2 separate regions of the Homo sapiens genome follow, and region 1 is linked to region 2. Evidence: read pairs that join two places in POLR2A ChIA-PET (ENCODE). Cell type or tissue: OCI-LY7. All regions are shown on one strand. Each heading gives the region's core, and the rest is flanking DNA. Links, peaks and the distances in the headings are about the cores only. Region 1 has its middle 7.8 kb from the start of SRPK1. Region 2 overlaps MAPK13 (mitogen-activated protein kinase 13).

What was found. Peaks named below come from ENCODE experiments on the same cell type or tissue, not always from the same donor. Only the 100,000 strongest peaks of a DNase experiment are listed, where the experiment ranks them.
Region 1: POLR2A ChIA-PET joins it to region 2 with 5 read pairs; 3 of 35 experiments call an interaction of 5 or more read pairs at or near these places.

What each region holds. Positions count from the first base shown.
Region 1 is chr6:35,926,226-35,931,599 of GRCh38, reverse strand. No RefSeq gene overlaps it. Among named protein-coding and RNA genes, the nearest start is that of SRPK1, 7.8 kb to the right of the region's middle. RefSeq lists an enhancer at 1-238. In OCI-LY7, for the core only: no CTCF peak of the experiment used is centred there; no DNase peak of the experiment used is centred there.
Region 2 is chr6:36,133,066-36,138,439 of GRCh38, reverse strand. It overlaps MAPK13 (mitogen-activated protein kinase 13), which reads right to left. Exons shown (of 12, transcript NM_002754.5): 4 at 2,579-2,687; 5 at 2,392-2,421; 6 at 1,909-1,956; 7 at 1,670-1,784; 8 at 1,490-1,561; 9 at 1-75. Among named protein-coding and RNA genes, the nearest start is that of MAPK13, 5.2 kb to the right of the region's middle. In OCI-LY7, for the core only: no CTCF peak of the experiment used is centred there; a DNase peak (open chromatin) is centred at 2,199.

The DNA.
Region 1 (5,374 bases), core at 289-5,288, 210 kb after region 2:
GCACTCATCGGGGAGGCTCGGGCGGCACAGGAGCTCATGGACGGGGTGGGAGGCTCAGGCATGGCGGGCTGCTGGTCCCGAGACCTGCCCCGCAGGAAGACAGCTAAGGCATGGTGAGAAATCGAGCACAGCGCCGGCGGGCTGGCACTGCTGGGGGAACCAGTACACCCTCCGAAGCCGCTGGCCTGGGTGCTAAGCCCCTCCTCATTGTCCGGGGCCAGCAGGGCCGGCTGGCTGCTCCGAGTGCAGGGCCCGCCAAGCCCACGCCCACCTGGAACTCCAGCTGGCCCGAAAGCGCCGCGTGCAGCCCCGGTTCCCCCTCGCTCCTCTCCCTCCACACCTCCCTGCAAGCTGAGGGAGCCGGCTCCGGTCTTGGCCGGCCCACAAAGGGGCTCCCGCAGTGCAGCGGTGGGCTGAAGGGCTTCTCAAGTGCCGCCAAAATGGGAGCCCAGGCAGAGGAAGCGCCGAGAGCAAGCGAGGGCTGTGAGGACTGCCAGCACGCTGTCACCTCTCAAAAGCATACAGCCAGAAACAGGTAGTTTTTACATTCTTTCATAACATTCCACATACATTCATCAAGCATCAAGTAGGTAGGGTATCCAACAGCTTTCTATGTCCTGGAGATACAGCAGTGAACAAAAATCAAACATCTCAGCCTTTATGGAGCTATCATTCCAAGGTGTGGTGGAGCAGACAAAAGTAGCAAGCAAACAAACAACCAAAAACAAACGCCTCTCTCCCTCCCCCAGTGAATCTCAGGTGCATTGCCAGTGGGTGTATAAATCTCCCAGGGGTCCACTCGAAGGAATATACTGAAATACTGGTGTCTGGATTAAAAAAGTAAGGAACTTTAATGACCAAGTAACACATCTTTTTGTAAGTTAGGTAGCTTCCAATTATTTGTTTCCAACAAAATTGAATAAGGACCTCCTGGAATTGTCAGCTGATGGGTCATTAAAATGAGTTTGGACTATGATTGTTGTGTGATTTTTGGCACATTATTTGGAAACAGTTCCAAAAGAACTGAATGCTATTGCTATAGCAAACCCCTTTTCATTCCCATCTACTTGTTTTATGTAAGTTTTCTTAATAAAAAAAAAAAAGGAATAGAATGATGCAGGACTCATTGAGAAAAATCACATACCATCACACTGAAATGCATTTGCAATAAAATTTCATTTATTGAAAAATGATGCTATATGTTACTTTGATTAATCATGCAATAATAATACTTGTAATAATAGGTAAGGAACTTTTCGAAGGATTATGGTCCGAGGAAATGTTTTTACAAATTAAATTTCCACATAAATGCACATTTGTGTGGCAGAGAAGTATGAAAGGATGATCGATAAAAGACTTTCAAGCATAAAATTAGCAGAGGATAAACTTCTGTGAGAACAAAATGGAATAGAAAGACAAGTTCAAGGAGAAAAACGAGTAATGTAGAATTTATTATAGTACCAAGAGTGCTTTTGCTTTATATATCTCTCTATATAAATGGATGATGGTACATAACAAATTGCTATATATATTTAAATTCCATTGGATGACATTCAAAACTGTGATATAACAGCTTTATTTTAAAATTTCAAATTCCCTTCCAATCTGTATGCCTTTTATTTAATTTTCTTGCCTATTGTTTCTGGCTAGAACCTCCAGCACAGTACTGAACAGGAATGGCGAGAGTGGACATCCTCCTCTGGTTCCTGATCTTAGGGGGAGGGCATTCAGCCTTTCATCATTAAATATGATGTTAGCTGTGGGTGTTTCATAGATGACCTTGATCAGGTTGAGAAAATTCCTTTCCATTCCTGGTTTGTTGAGTGTTTTGCCTAGGGCTAGTTTTTAAGATTATTTTAGTGGGTAAGGGAGCATAATGCTTGAAAGTTCAAGTTCCTTAGATGTGCTATCCCTGCTATTTGTTACCCCAGCACCAAACACAGTACCTGCCTAAAAAAGAAGGGGGCCCATAAATATTTGTGGGCAAGCTATCTCTCACCACTCCCCGCTTGCATTATATGTGTGTGTGTGTGTGTGTATATATATATACATGTTTTGTTTGTTTTGAGAGAGGGTCTCACTCTATCGCCCAAGCTGAAGTACAGTGGCATAATTATGGGTCACTGCAACAACCTCCTGGGCTCAAGCAATCCTCCTGCCTCAGCCTCCCAAGTAGCTGGGCCCCCAGGTGCCTGCCAGTATGCACAGCTATTTAAATTTTTTTTTTTTTTTTTTTTTTTTTGTAGAGACAAGGTCTCAGTTTGTTGCGCAGGCTGGTCCTGAACTCCTGACCTCAAGCAATCCTCCCGTCTCAGCCTCCCAAAGTGCTGGGATTACAGGCATGAGCCACTGTGCCTGGCCCCCTTACATTTTATACCTCTGTGATACCATGCTGTTTTCTCTGACTGGAGTTTTCTTTCCTCCCTTTTGTGTGCAGCTGATACCTACTCATGCTTTCCAACTCTGTCCAGGTGTCACTCATCCAAGAGATGCCTCTTTCCTTGCCTCTCTATAAATCCTGAGCTGACGGGGCCTCTTTTCTTGTGCTTCCAGGGTAGCTTCTGCATCTACCATTGTACATTGTATTTAATTACTTACTTATCTATCCATCCCCCACTACACTGGGTAGGTAATATAGTGTGTGGCTGAGAGTATGAATTCCAGAGTCTGACTTCCCAGATTCAAAACCTTGCCTCTTATTACCTTGCATGATCTTGGTTGTGCCTTAGTTTTTTCCTGTCAGAGATTAAAAGAATAGTACCTATCTTGTAGGGTTTCAGGGTTGTGGGACAACAGTGACTAGTAAATAGTAATTTTGTTGTTGTTGTTTGTTTGAGACGGAGTCTCGCTCTGTCACCCAGGTTCGAGTGCAGTGGCATGACCTCAGCTCACTGCAACCTCCGCCTCCCGGGTTCTAGCGATTCTCCTGCCTCAGCCTCCTGTATAGCTGGGATTACAGGTGGGCGCCACCATGCCTGGCTAATTTTTGTTTTTTTAGTAGAGACGGGGTTTCACCATGTTAGTCAGGCTGGTCTCCAACTCCTGACCTCGTGATCTGCTCACCTCGGCCTCCCAAAGTGTTGGGATTACAGGCATGAGCCATCGCACCCAGCCAGTAATTGTTATATAAGAGTTAGCTATTAAATCCTACAGAGCAAGGCCTATTTTTTTCCTTCTTTGCTTCTCACAGCCTAAGGGCTGAAGTGTAAATGTCTGTCATGAGGGTAAGTATGGTGGAAAGTATTTGAAAGAAGGAAACAAAAAAATGGATTTAACATTGCATAGCCAGTAGAAATCAGATCTCAAATGTGTAAGCCATGTTGTCCATTTCTATGTATTTCCTAAATTGACTTCAGTGTGCCCCCAAGCCTGCCATGATGGAGAAGTTAAATCACAGTCCTTATAGAGCTTGTCTCTCAAGGGTCACGTAAGAGTCTGGGAGGTTTACACACTGCTCAGGAAACAGTAAAGACTTTTGATCTTGATGGATTCTCGCTCTGTCACCCAGGCTGGAGTTCAGTGGTATGACATCTGCTCCCTGAAACCTCTGTCTCCCAGGTTCAAGCAGTTCTCCTGCCTTAGCCTCCCAAGTAGCTTGGATTACAGACATGAGCCACCATGCCCGGCTAATTTTTGTATTTTTAGTAGAGAGAGGGTTTTGCCATGTTGGCCAGGCTGGTCTCAAACTCCTGACCTCAGGTGATCTGCCCGCCTTGGCCTTCCAAAGTGCTGGGATTACAGGCATGAGCCACCGTGCCTAGTCAGACTTTTGATCTTAAGTTCATTATTTTTATTGTCTAAGTCTGCATGACCCCTGGAACATGCTAAGTATAGCAGAGCATCTTTGTCTGGCTTGGGAGCCTCTTAGGGGCCCCCAATCTTATATTTATAATTTACCTTAAAATACTTTGGCATCTATCCTTGGAATCAAGGCAAGGAAAGCATATTCTAGGTAAGGATATTTAAGAAAGCTCTTCTGGGACTTCTAGAACCTTAGATAGGATCCAGCATGTTTCTGTTTTGGCAACTCACATAGAGGGGATGTGCGGTAAGACTTTCTTACATTCCCCTCGTCTTGGACTCCCAGATTGCTTTTTTTTTAAATTGGCATTTTAAAGAAATAAATCTACTTCTTAAAAAAAATACCTGGGGGCCGGGCACCGTGGCTCATGCCTGTAATCCCAGCACTTTGGGAGGCCAAGGTGGGTGGATCACGAGGTCAGGAGATCCTGGCTAACACAGTGAAACCCCGTCTTTACTAAAAATACAAAAAATTAGCCGGGCGTCGTGGTGGGCGCCTGTAGTCCCAGCTACTCGGGAGGCTGAGGCAGGAGAATGGCATGAACCCGGGAGGCGGAGCTTGCAGTGAGTCAAGATTGTGCCACTGCACTCCAGCCTAGGTGACAGAGCAAGACTCCATCTCAAAAAAAAAAAAAAAATACTTGGGCATATTAAATCTTTTGGGAAAGACAGGATGACATTTGTAGGCACCAGTTATTTACACACCTAGGTGCAGCTTGTGTTTTAATCAGCAATTTCCATTCCAAGAGTGGTTAGTAAATATTCTACTCAGAAAGTGACTACAACAAAGTAATTCAGAGTCATTGACTGCCATAAATTTTGACAATGACAGCCCTTTTCTAAAATCCATTACACAAATTAACAAGCAACTCTTTTCACCAGTGAAAACCCATTTCTGATAACTCCTGTGATGTGAATCAGGTTTGGAACAGCATAACAAACATAAGGGAGACTCCATCTCTAGTTGCCTGATCCCGACTGTGAGGGTGAGAGTCCTGACTCTGGGATATTGTTGTCCCTGCCGTGAGTAAACCTTTCATTCATGCTGTGGCCAGAGCACCTAAAAGGACAGAGAGCTGGGACCTCAAAGAACTTACAGGACAGGTTATAGGACCTGTTTTGTGCCTGCCTGCTAATGGGTGTGCAACAAACCTACATGTGGCAGATTTTAGTCTGAAACTTTTCTTTATGTCCTGGGAGTAGGCCTGCCAGGGAGGCAAACCCTCACCATGTCAAGCTTCTCTGGCAGGCATCACTCCCAACCAAAAAAAGCTAAGAGTTGGGCATGATCAGCTAAGGTCAGTTTGCAACACCTTGCTCCCACCCAGAACACTTCCAGGGAGCAGAGCAAGGGCCCTACCTGCTCAGGAATCACCAATCTCTAACCTCCTCATTCTTAGAGAATCCCCTTCCCCTCCTAGCTACTGCCTTTATTCCCACCCCAACAAGCCAAGGCCTTTATTCTTTCATCTTCTCCACCTACGCCCCCGGATCTTTCACCCCAGCACAATTTCTTTGTGAAACTTAAGCTTTTATAGAATGAAGCCAGAAATGGGGTCATCTCCAGGTGGCA
Region 2 (5,374 bases), core at 271-5,270:
TGTCGTTCAGCTTCTGCACAAACTCCGTGCCAGGCACCCCGGTCACTTTCAGGATCTGGGTCAGCTGGTCCAGGTCTTGGTGGCAGGTTAAGGCTTAGCCTTGCTCTCCTGGTGGGTCTGAGACTGCCCTTCCTGCGACCCCACCATCACTTCACCCGGGCACCATGGCAACTGATCATCCAGGCTCCAGCCCTGCCTAACCACCTCCTGCTCTCAGGAGGAGGCTTATTCTTCAGGGCTCAGGGCTCTGGAGAGCTTTCCAACGTGCCAGGCTGAGGGGGGTCCCTACCCAACAAATGGATGTGGACTTCTCAGCCTTCATCCCAGTGACTCTTTTCTGTTTCCTCGTCTTCTCACCAAAGGCCTGCCCTGCACACACAGGTACTCAGTTAATGTGTGCCGTGCCAAAATGTATTTTCCACGTAGTGGTAGAATTTTTCATCATTTTGCTTATCTACATTTTTTTTTTTTTTTTTTTTTTGAGACAGGGTCTCACTCTGTCACTCAGGCTGGAGTGCAGTGGCACAGTCTTGGCTCACTGCAACCTCCACCTCCTGGGTTCAAGCGATTTTCCTGCCTCAGCCTCCCGAGTAGCTGGGATTACAGGCGTGAACCACACCCGGCTAATTTTTGTATTTTTTGGTAGAGATGGGGTTTGACCACGTTGGCCAGGCTGGTCTCGAACTCCTAATCTCAGGTGATCCGCCTGCCATGGCCTCCCAAAGTGCTGGGATTATAGGTGTGAGCCACCATGCCCACCCAACATTTTGTTTTTTTTTTTTTTTTTTTTGAGTTAGGGTCTCCCTCTGTCACCCAGGCTGGAGTACAGTGGCACAATCATAGCTCACTGCAGCCTCAACCTCCCAGGCTCAACCCTCCCACCTCAGCCTCTCAAGTAGCTGGGATTTTTCTTTTTCTTTTTTTTGAGACAGAGTCTTGCTCTGTCACCCAGGCTGGAGTGCAGTGGCGCGATCTCAGCTCACTGCAAGCTCCACCTCCTGGGTTCACGCCATTCTCCTGCCTCAGCCTCCTGAGTAGCTGGGACTACAGGCGCCTGCCACCACGCCTGGCTAATTTTTTGTATTTTTAGTAGATACGGGGTTTCCCCTTGTTAGCCAGGATGGTCTCGATCTCCTGACCTCATGATCTGCCCGCCTCAGCCTCCCAGAGTGCTGGGATTACAGACATGAGCCACTGCGCCAGGCCCATGTCTGGCTAATTTAAAAAACTTTTTTAGAGATGGGGTCTCCCTATGTTGCCACATCTGGTCTCAAACTCCTGGGCTCAAAGGATCCTTCCACCTCAGCCTCCCAAAGTGCTGGGATTACAGGCATGAACCACTGCGTCCAGCCTTATCTGCATTTACAAATTATTCTACAGGGAGTATGTATCACTCTCACATTAAGAAAAAAAAGACAGTTATTTAAATAAAGTGTCTGTTGAAGGAAGGAATCCCTAGATGGAGTTTGGCTTTTCCAGCAAAGGATACAATCTTTCCCCTTGAACAGAGTTTTCCCTGTCAGCATCTCTGCCATGATACAGCCCACAGACCAGATGTCCACTGCAGAGGGAGGGAGAGTGTCACCTGGACTGTCTGGGGCCCAGCAGTCAGTCAGCACCGAGTGACCAGATGGCCCCAGGACCGCCCTCTCAGGCATTGACCACTGACCTGTCTGGTTGTAGTGCATCCAGCTGAGGATCACCTCGGGGGCTCGGTACCAGCGGGTCACCACGTAGCCAGTCATCTCGGCGTCTGCATGTCGCGCCAGCCCAAAATCCAGAATCTATGGCACAGGGGATAAATAGAAAAGGAACTTGCTGAGGGGAGGAGGCTCTGGGAGCGGCTTCCAGGGGCTTCCCTGGGGGAGGGCCTATCCCGCCTCTGGGCTGAGCCTGCAGCCCACTCACCTTCAGTTCACAGTCCTCATTCACAGCCAGGTTGCCTGGCTTCAGGTCCTGGGGGGAGGACAGAGAATGCATGCTAGGCTGAGGCAGAGATGGAGCTTGTCCTAGCTCCACCACCACCCAGGGGTGTGACCTCAGCCAGGCCCCTTCCCCTTCTGGGCCTCAGTTTCTTCATGTGTAAAATGAGGGTTGGACTAGGTGTTCTCTCAGGGCCCACCCAGCTCTAAAATGTTCCTGATTCTTGAAGCCTGAAACACTCAGCTCAGGGCTCACTTTGTCTGCAGCAATTCCCCATGAAGTCCCCTGGGACACAGTGACTCTTTTGAGCAGGCCTTCCTGGGCCGTGGCTGGGTGTGAAAACTCCACATTCTGTGCTCCTGGGCAGTGTCCCCTCCCTCCAACTTTCCCACTCCTTGATTGCCAGAGAACCCCATACCCAGGGATGGGACAGGGGCCTCTGAGGACCATGGCAGAGAAAGCACTCACCCTGTGCACGACCCCAGCAGAGTGGATGTACTATGTGGGAGAGAGAGAAGGGTGAGTCCATGGCCCAGCTTCCACACCAGGCACTTCAGGCTGGCCGACCTGTAACAGTGCGCTCCCTCCAGCCTCCCCAAACCTCAGGTCTAGACAGCAAGGCGTCCCCTCTGCCAGCCTCCAAGTCCCCACCCACCTTAAGGCCTTTGAGCATCTGATACACCAGGTACTGGATCTTCTCCTCACTGAACTCCATCCCCATGATCTTCTGCAGATCCGTCTGCATGAAGGGCATCACCAGGTAGCTGGAAGGCATGAGGGGTTCTTGGAACAGTGCCGGGTCCCACCCAGCCCCAGGTCAGAGCTCAGAGGAGGGACCTCAGGGCAGAACAGGGGTCATAGAGACACCCTCCAGTGTGCAAAAACTCAACTCCACCTCAGCCAGCCAGATCACCACACGGGCCTCTGGGCTCCTGGCTCCCAGTCTCCCTGTGGCGGGCCGCCCAGCTGGCAGAGCTCGGAGTAAGCGCTGCAGTTGGAGCGCGCTCAGGAAAGCCACATGGAACTGTGTTCCCGCTCTTCAAAGGTACTCTCTCCTTGCCCTCCTCCACACCCCAGGGAAAGCCACAGCTAGGAGTTAGAAACATCTGCCAGTATTTCCTTCGGCTTCTGTCCAAATATTTGATCCCTCAGAGGGTCATGCCCAGCTGAGATGGCTCCACAAACAAACAATATGTCTACCTTTCCAAGAAGGAAACAATACAACAGTTTCCAGGAGGGTGGAAGAGGGAGATGGGGAGGCTCCTGCAGCCTCTTAGGGGATTGCACAACAGGATAAGGCCAGCAAAATGTAACTGTTACAGTAAAAGCAAAGACCAGGACAAAGACAAAAAATAATAAAAATTATAAAATAGGCCAGGGGCATACCTCCAATCCCAGTGCTTTGGGAGATGGAGGCTGGACGATCGCTTGAGGCGAAGAGTTTAAGACCAGCCTGAGCAACATAGGGACCCATCTTTCTTTCTTCCTTTCTTTTTTTCTTTGAGATGGAGTCTTGCTCTGTCGCCCAGGCTAGAGTGCAGTGGCGTGATCTTGGCTCACTGCAACCTCCACCTCCCAGGTTCAAGCGATTTTCCTGCCTCAGCTTCCCTGAGTAGCTACAACTACAGGTGCACGCCAGAACGCCCAGCTAATTTTTGTATTCTTAGTAGAGACGGGGTTTTGCCATGTTGGCCAGGCTGGTCTCGAACTCCTGACCTCAGGTGATCTGCCTGCCTCGGCTTCCCAAAGTGCTGGGATTACAGGCGTGAGCCACCATGCCCGGCCTGGACCCCACCTTTCAGAAAAAAAAAAAAAAATTAGCCAGGTGTGGTGGCATGCACCTTTAGTCTTAGCTACTCAAGAGGCTGAGGTGGGAGGATCACTTGAGGCCGGGAATTCGAGATCAGGATGAGTAACATAGTGAGACCCCATATCTATAAAAATTAAAACAAAACAAAAAGCTGGACATGGTGGCATGCATCTGTAGTCCCACCTACTTGGGGGGCTGAGGCGGGAGGATGGCTTGAGCCTAGGAGTTGGAGGCTGCAGTGAACTGTGTTTGTGCCACTGCACTCCAGTCTGGGCAACCCAGCCCTATCTCTAGAATATAATAAATTTAAAACTTTTTTAAAATGAATGTTACCTTAAACAATTATGTAATAGGTTGTGTTTTTTGTTGTTGTTGTTGTTGTTGTTTTTGAAAGGACATGCTGGAGGCATCTCCAGGAGACTCTGGATTTTGGCAGCCCTCTCCTGCCGGACCACACACCTCCCTTGGGGGCCTCTCCATGCCCAGTCCCCTCCTGTGTCTTTCCCCTCCACTCGGGCACTGGTTCTTTCATCTTGGCAACATGCTTCCTGAAGCCTCTCTGTGCTAGAACCACATTCCCTTGACTTTGCTTCTTCAACTGACCACCCCTTCTCCCTCTCTCACCACCAAACTTCTAGAAAGGGCGGTCCACACTCCTGGATCCCACTGCCTTACCTCCCAGTCCTGAGTTAACCTGGTTTCTGCTTCCCTCCTACTGCCAGACTGCTCAGCTCAAGGTCACCAGTGAACACCCGACAAACACACCATGACTCCCTTTTCTTCTGATCTAACCTTTCACCAAGTCTGAAACTCCCTCTCAATTCTTTGCTGACTCTCCTCTGCCTCCTATCAGGCCCTCTCAGCTTCTTCCATCTGCTCATCCTCTTGGATCTTCTCTTTCATGTTGATATCTGAATCAATACTATCTTACCACATTCTACAATTATCTGTTCCCGGGTGTCAGCTATAACCCATCGGTGATTATTCCAGCACAAATCCACATCCCTAGCCCAGACCTTCGTCTCCTGAGGTTCATATTTATTTGCAACTGTGATTAAACATTGGAATGTTCACAGTTTCTTTAAAAGTAAAGTGTCCAAAATGGAGTTCGTTATCTTTCCCCCAAGATCTGTTCTTCCTCTACCGTGTATTTCAAGCAGGAACCTGCCCATTCCTCCACCTCTGCCACCTCACTCAGCTACTGCACCCCAACAGATGGAACATTGTGTCGGCCCTGCCTCCCAAATGGGGCCTCAAGTCTGCTCTTGGCATCCCATCACCTCTGCTTTAGATCCCTACTTTAGATCACTAACACTGACCTCCAGGCTCTCCCCCTCTGCCTCCGAGCTGCTTCCTACTCCTTTCTTGCTGCTGCCAGTGTGCATCCCCCAAATCCCATCTGAACATATCACCTCCCGGCTCAAAGTCCCCAGGTCTTGAGGCTGCCTGTAGGGTCAGTCCAGATTCAGCTTGACCAAGCCAGCTGCTGGCCTCCACGTGCCACACTGACTTCTCCATCTTGTCCAAATAGTCCAGTCTCATTCAGACACTGCACAGGCAAAGCTATACATTTTGCAGCTAAATATTCTGGTTTTCTGCCATTCTGTCAAACACCCCCATCAGCCAGAGGCAGCCAAGGCT